Linked DNA regions of Mus musculus: region 1 is linked to region 2. The links are chromatin contacts, found by Hi-C or POLR2A ChIA-PET in ENCODE. All regions are on one chromosome and are shown on one strand. The core of a region is the stretch at or near the end of the contact, and the rest is flanking DNA. Distances in the headings are between cores, read along the strand shown.

What was found. Hi-C counts contacts between places; a loop is a spot of excess contacts on that map. ChIA-PET counts read pairs that join two places held with the same protein, here RNA polymerase II (POLR2A).
Region 1: a map of regulatory T cell shows a loop between it and region 2 (2.0-fold over the local background). The contact joins two enhancer-like sites. A Hi-C loop is called at or near these places in 1 of 37 maps with a recorded cell type or tissue (regulatory T cell). POLR2A ChIA-PET finds 5 or more read pairs at or near these places in 1 of 5 experiments (embryonic stem cell).

The regions. Positions count from the first base shown.
Region 1 is chr3:101,129,392-101,132,869 of GRCm38, reverse strand. No RefSeq gene overlaps it. Among named protein-coding and RNA genes, the nearest start is that of Ptgfrn, 21 kb to the right of the region's middle. Within about 2 kb of position 2,194, at least 1 of the 3 ENCODE cell types and tissues checked has a DNase peak (open chromatin) inside an H3K27ac peak, as active enhancers do.
Region 2 is chr3:101,068,776-101,072,051 of GRCm38, reverse strand. The region is part of intron 4 of Ptgfrn (prostaglandin F2 receptor negative regulator); the gene reads left to right. Among named protein-coding and RNA genes, the nearest start is that of Gm52612, 39 kb to the left of the region's middle. Within about 2 kb of position 1,696, at least 1 of the 3 ENCODE cell types and tissues checked has a DNase peak (open chromatin) inside an H3K27ac peak, as active enhancers do.

The DNA.
Region 1 (3,478 bases), core at 945-3,444, 60 kb before region 2:
ACAGTGAGGAAGATTCAGAGTCCCACAACCCCCTTCAAGGGCATGCTTGACCTATATGCCCCTTATAAAGTGCCATCTCTTGAAAGTTCTCCTGCGTCCCAAAACTGCCACTCCAGAGGTCAAGACTTTGGGTCTACATTTGGGTCTTTGGTGACATTGAAGCTCCCTAGGACATACAAGTGCCCTTTGCTTACCTTTTCCTTCTCTGCCTAGTTCAGTGTTGGCATTTAGGTCTCCACAGGAGCTTGCTGACAAAATGAACCAACCAATTATGACATTCCCTTATTATTATTTCTTCTTCTTCTTCTTCTTCTTCTTCTTCTTCTTCTTCTTCTTCTTCTTCTTCTTCTTCTTCTTCTTCTTCTTCTTCTTCCTCTTCCTCTTCCTTCTCTTCCTCCTCCTCCTCCTCTTCCCCTTCTTCTTCTTCTTCTTCTCCTCCTCCTCCTCCTTCCTCCTCCTCCTCCTCTTCCTCCTCCTCTTCCCCTCCCCCTTCCCTCCCCTTCTTCTTCTTCTTCTCCTTCTTCTTCTTCTTCTTCTTCTTCTTCTTCTTCTTCTTCTTCTTCTTCTTCTTCTTCTTCTTCTTCTTCTTCTTCTCCTTCTTCTTCTTCTTCTCCTTCTTCTTCTTCTTCTTCTCCTTCTTCTTCTCTCCCTTCGTCCTCCTCTGCAGTAGAACAAACAGCAAGATTTTTCCATCTAAAACACTTCAAATGGATAATTCAGTGGTGGTAAGTACATCTAGCCATTATTGTATTTGTCTCCAGGGTTTTTTTTTTTTTCATTGTCCCCAACTGACATTATTCCCGTCAAACAATAACATCCTGTTCCCTGCTGCCCTGCCCCTGGTTATCAGCATTTCACTGTGTCTCTATGAATCTGGCTCTTCTAATCATCAGACAAGCGGATTATACACTACCCGCCCTTTCATCACTGACACTGTTTGGTTAGCTTGTCTTCAAGGTCCATCCATAGCGGCATGACAGAGGTCATGCTGGTAACTGCGGTACTTGGGTGGGTCAGACACCAGCCAGCTTGGGTTACACAGTGGGTTCCAGGTCAGCCAGGCCCATATAACCAGACCCTGTCTTAAGATACTTTTCCATTCTCTTTCAGGCTGGGTACTCCAGTCCACTGTATGCACGTTGTGGTACTGCTTGTTTGCCATTCATCCGCTGAGGCTGAGGCATGATTCAGTCGCTTGCACCTTTGACCTATTGTGAGGGATGCTGAGTCCCTGCTTTCATACCGTTTCACTGCAGTCTGGGAAGAGGTTCTAGACTCTAGTTTTGAGGAACTTCCTCATTACTTCAGTTTTGGTTTGGTGATGTTTTGAGACAGGGTCTCCATACATAGTCCACCGAGGGTAACCCTCCTCTCTCTCCCTCTGGAGTGTGAGGATTATAAGCATGGTCTGTCCTACCTGTCTCTCAATTTTGTGGGTTTTAGACCAGGTTTCATTCTGCAGCCCAAGCTGGCCTGGAACCCACTGTGCAGTCCAGACTGGCCTGGAACCCACTGTGCAGTCCAGACTGGCCTGGAACCCACTGTGCAGTCCAGACTGGCCTGGAACCCACTGTGCAGTCCAGACTGGCCTGGAACCCACTGTGCAGTCCAGACTGGCCTGGAACCCACAATTCTTTTGGCTCAGCCACTCCAGTGCTGGAATGACAGATGTGAGCCAACATTCCCCACGCTCAATTTTAAATTTTAAAACTATCCGTGTCTGCATAGTCTGTGAGTTGGGAATTTCTCCTTACCGGGCAGGCGCACAGGGAGAGCCCTTCAGGTGTGCTGGTTTGTCAGACAGTCCCTTCCCTCTGTTGCACTTTCCTGGAGATACAAAGGAGACACTGGTGAGGGGGAGGGTGGGGTGGGGGTTGGTGAAGTTGTGGGTCACAGGGTTTAAGCCGCCGAGGTTTACCGGCCAGGAGTAGGGGTAGGAGCCTGGTGCAGAGCTCCCCACCCCCGGGGTAAGTACAGGTTGCATTTCTCTCACAGAACACCTGGACAACAGAGCCAGCCTGGATCTTGGTGCCAAAGGTTCCCGGGATGGTTTCTGTAAGTGGCCGCACTGGGCGGTAACATTTTCCAGGGACCAAGGCGTAGTACTAACCGGCAGCCAAGATCCAGGCACACAGCTGCCCAGAAGTTCGGGGAGGGAGGGCGTGGCTGAGGCTCCTGCTGGCCGGAAGGGCTGATCCACAGCTGGAGACCGTTAAAATGTGGCGAGGGCTCTCATCTTTGTTCTCAGGAGAAGTTTAAAATGCTACCAGCCTGTAGGGCAGGGAGTGAGAGAGATTCCAGGAACAAATGGGGGGGGGGGGGGGGAGACTGAGGGATATCCTGACAAAATTCAGAATTTGATACACAGGATGTCATTCTTTTAAAAGCTGTTTATCGAAATAACAGACGTTAAAAAAAAAAAAAAAAAGCATCCAGGATACCAACTTCTGTCCCCAGAAAATAACTGCTTCATTTTGTGTTCTCAACCATAGGTTTGTGTGTGTGTGTGTTTCTTTTTTCTTTTCTTTTTCTCCTTTTCCTTTCTTTCTCCTTCATTTTCTTTCTTTTTACTTATTTTATTTTTGACAAGGTTTCATGTACCCTGCCTCAAACAGCATAGGTGAGGATGGACTTGAGTCCACCTGTCCAGTGCTAGGTCTTCTACAAGCTGTATTCCTGTCTTCCCCTTAGGTCTGAAGGTGGTTTTGTTTAAATGATCTCTATCTCTGGCTTTCTGGGATTGAAGGGTAGAAGGTAAGAGCCTTAGTTGGTGATGTGTTTCCAGTAACTCCGCTGCTTCTGTACAGTTTCTGTGGGAATCCCAGCAGGCAGGAAGGAAATGTGACTATGGAGCTTCAGGCCTGCTCTGGTCTCCAGTCTGCCTAGACTGATCTCTACGAAAGCCACGAGGGCTTAGGGAGGAGACTCAGAGTACCTGACTCAAAACCAGGAGGATCTGAGTTCAGACCCCTGACACCAACTGGAAAAAGTTGGCTAAGCTGAGAGTTCTGTAACCCTAGCCCTGTGCGGGTAGAGACAGGCAGATCCCTGAAGTGTGCTGGCCAAACCAGGTGACCTTGACTTCCATCCCTGGATCCCTCATGTTGAAAGGAGCAAACCAGCTCCCACAAGCTGACCTCTGGGCTCTACCATGGTGTGCATGCATCCACACACATTAAATAAATGTAATTTAAAACTTTTTAATATGGTAAAGAGCAATAGAGGAAAGGCCTAATGTCAACCTCTCACACACACACACACACACACACACACACACACACAGAGAGAGAGAGAGAGAGAGAGAGAGAGAGAGAGAGAGAGAGAGAGATCATAGTGAAGATTTCCAGCATCTCAGTGCCAACCATTCCCCACTGTCTCAGCAGAACCCTATCTTTGTCTGGTCCTGGGTTTTTTGAGTGAATGCTTAGGAAAGAACATAAGGAAAACAAAAATGGAGGCACTCCTGACATTTGAACAG
Region 2 (3,276 bases), core at 447-2,946:
GCTGCCAGGTAAGCCCTCCTTCATTATGTATGTGCTCCCTTGTGTATGTCTCACGTTTTCATGTGTGCTCCCTGGGAAGTCTTCATTTTGTCATATGTGCTCCCTGGTGTCCTCACTTTGTCATCTGTGTCCTTCCTGCTGTGTTCACTTTGTCATTTGTGTTCTCCCTGCTGTGCCCACTTTATCCTGCTTGCTCTTTGGTATCCCTGCTTTGTCATCTATGTGATCCTACCATGTCTTACATGAGATTGCTGGCTTTGACCTGATCTCTTTCCTGTAGTGCCCCTGGTCTTTTTTCTTATGCATCTGACCATGGGGAGGAATGTGTAGTAGCTCCTTTTGTTCAAGGGTGGTAATGGCCTTGATCATTCAATTCAGCTTAGGTGGGAGGGGCTGGTGGGGTGTGGCTGGCTCCCCACCTGCTTCATTTCCACAGTGGTCAGCCTATGGTCAGCTCTTCACTGCCCTCACAGGGCTTTGAGCCCTGACAAAGACACTTGATTTGTCTTTGATTAAGGAGGCAACACTGATCTTTAAAGGGCAGTAAAAGACTTCATCCTCTGTCTGATGCTAACCCTCCTCCTACATGTGCATGTCTCCAGCTCCTATGGAATTCTTCTCTGTCTTATATAGAGGTCCTATGCTGGCTCAAGGGTGCACTCCCTGTCTGTCTGTCCCTAAGAAATGGATGGGAACTTGTGAATGGTAGTACGGTGCAAGGGAAAGCATCCTTAGAGAGTAAGCGGTAGGGAAAGGCTAGTTGGGACTGAGACTGGGGGGGGGGTGGTAGCCCTGTGAGCAAAGTGGGGCTTTGATATCTAAAGAGCGAAAGGAGCAGGCTTATCTGCTTTCATTCCTGCAGTCAGGAGCCTGCGCTCCGAGGCGCTCTGTGAAGTCCTGGGCTGGAACAATGTTGGCCCAGCCAGGACTCTCCTTAGCAACCTTCAAAATAAAACAGATGTTGTCAGCACCAAGAGAAGAGTTTTCATCTCTGGAGTTGAATCTGTCTCACAGCTCTGATCCTGGTGCATTGTGTGGTGCTGTCAAATCCCCACTCTGGCTTCCTCCCCTCCCCGCCCCCTCCAACTTCTGAGTCCTAGCTCTGGGATTTTTTTTTTTTTTTGTGAAAATTCTGCCTGCACTCCAATTCTGAGGGTTTCTTTGAAGTCCTGGTGTATTGATCCCACATACCCTGGGGGAAGTACAGGCACTGTCAGACATCAGGGGCAAGCTCTGGGAGGGAACGGGCTTTGTAACTGAAGGGATTTGTTGGTGACGTGTTCTCCAGAGACTGAGGGGAAATAAAGAGGCTAAACTGTGGGAAAGACTCCCTGATTATCCTAAGGGTCCTGCCACTCGTTTTCCTGCAGAGTGCCGGTGCCATTGTGAAAGACATGAGTGCACATCTCCAGTGCATGCATGGAGCCCCAGAGCTTCTGTGTGCTTTACACAGACTAGGCCTGCCCCAACATATAGATAGCGTAAAACCCATGCATCCAAACCCAGAACTGTATGCAGGCATGACCGTGGCTTAGAGTATGCAGAGGCCCTTGCATAATTGTGAGCTCACCAGGAGTGTAAACATTATAAAAACAACTGTGTTCTTCTCTGTCTTCCTCTTAAGCCTTCACCCCGGTCTCTGTGACTCATGGTTTGCAGCTGCTTGGACGCTTGTCAGGAGACGAGTCGGGCCTGAGTACAGCCACAGGCCTTTAGTCACAGTCTGCAGACTGCATTCTCTGCCCAGAAACTGAGGCAGCTGACTGACCCTACATGTTTTCTCTAGAAATGTAATTTGTGCATGCCATCAAATACAACTCGGGCCTGTATAAGATAATGAAGATGTGACACACACACACTCACAGACACACACACACACAAAGCCAGGAACACAGCTGACCTGCTAAGTATAGAGGTCATCCTAGGTAGGTGATGTGGACTGTTGTCTCTTAGAGAGTGGGATCCTCGTGCCCATGTGATGCAGCACTTGGTTTTGCACTTGACACATTGAGAATTCTAATTACCATTTATTGAACACCTTTTCCAGGCCCTGACGGAGAACTTTATATGTATTAAATGGTCAGGTGGGAAGTGCTTATGATCATCTTTGGGAAGGAGACTCTTCCCCCATTGGCTAATTCTGGTTTCTTGTCTGGGATGGCTTAGAATTGTGGCTTTAGTTGAATCTGTCCTAGGCATTGTCTTCGTGTATGGGGAATGTCTTTGGCCTTGGAAGTCAGCTCTACCTCCTGAGACAACCAGTCCCAAGTCCTAAAGATGGGCTGTTCCTGTTGTCCCAGTTGATGACGGGGTGGGAACTGTCTTAGCCCATTGTCTTACATGGGCCTACTATCGATGGTCTGAGAAATGAACAACCCTTTGCAGCAGGGTGGGAGGATCTGGTGAATTTTTGTAAGAAGGTGAGAGAAAGGCCTTTTGCTAAGATTTGTATTCCTCTTTGAAGAAGGAAAAGCTCTAGTTGGTTTGCAAAATGAAGAACAAAGCAACAGACATAAAGAAATAATCAAGATCAAAAGAGGCAAAGAGAATCCAAGAGCAGTTATTGCTTGGGATGAGTTAGTTGAGTGGTTGGCATGAATTTGTTGCTGCATTTGAGCACCAAATTTGTAGAGTTTTGAAGGCGAGACAAAAAGAGATGTTCTTATCCAGTTGTCTGAGAAAGAAAACATAAACTTTTGGAGAGGCAAACTTTTTCTTGGCACTGAATTTATCCCATGTTTTTTTCATTTTGGGGTGGAGGTGGGGGCAGTGGATAATTTAATGGCTAGTGCCCACAACTGTTCTTTTACCAAAGGCCTTCAGTGATTGTTCAAATGTATGTTTCTTATACCCATGCTCTCTAAGAGATGAGGGTGTGAATTGTAAGTGTGGAAAGGAGTTTCTCTCTCGAAAGAACTTGAATTGCTTCAGGAAACAAATGTTGCTTTGTGTTGATCCAATTTAGTGTATGGCTGAAACAGAGAGCCAAGCGGAATGGCCAGTTAATCTGCACATTTTAAGCCATCTCTCTGTGCTATCAAATGTCTTAAACGAGCCCTTGGCAGGAGTTGGTTACTAATCAGTTTATGGTTGAGCTCTCTGCCCGAAGTACCAGACTTCTGTTAATTAGAGAGGGCTCCTAAGGCTCAGGATGCAGGAGGAGGCACAAGAGCAGGAGGGGGCAGGGCTGAGCTCTGCTGGTCAGTCCTGAGAGTGGATTTGCATTCTTCACCACTGGAGAACTGGCATCTCTTCAGCAGTGTGCCAGCAAGGAAG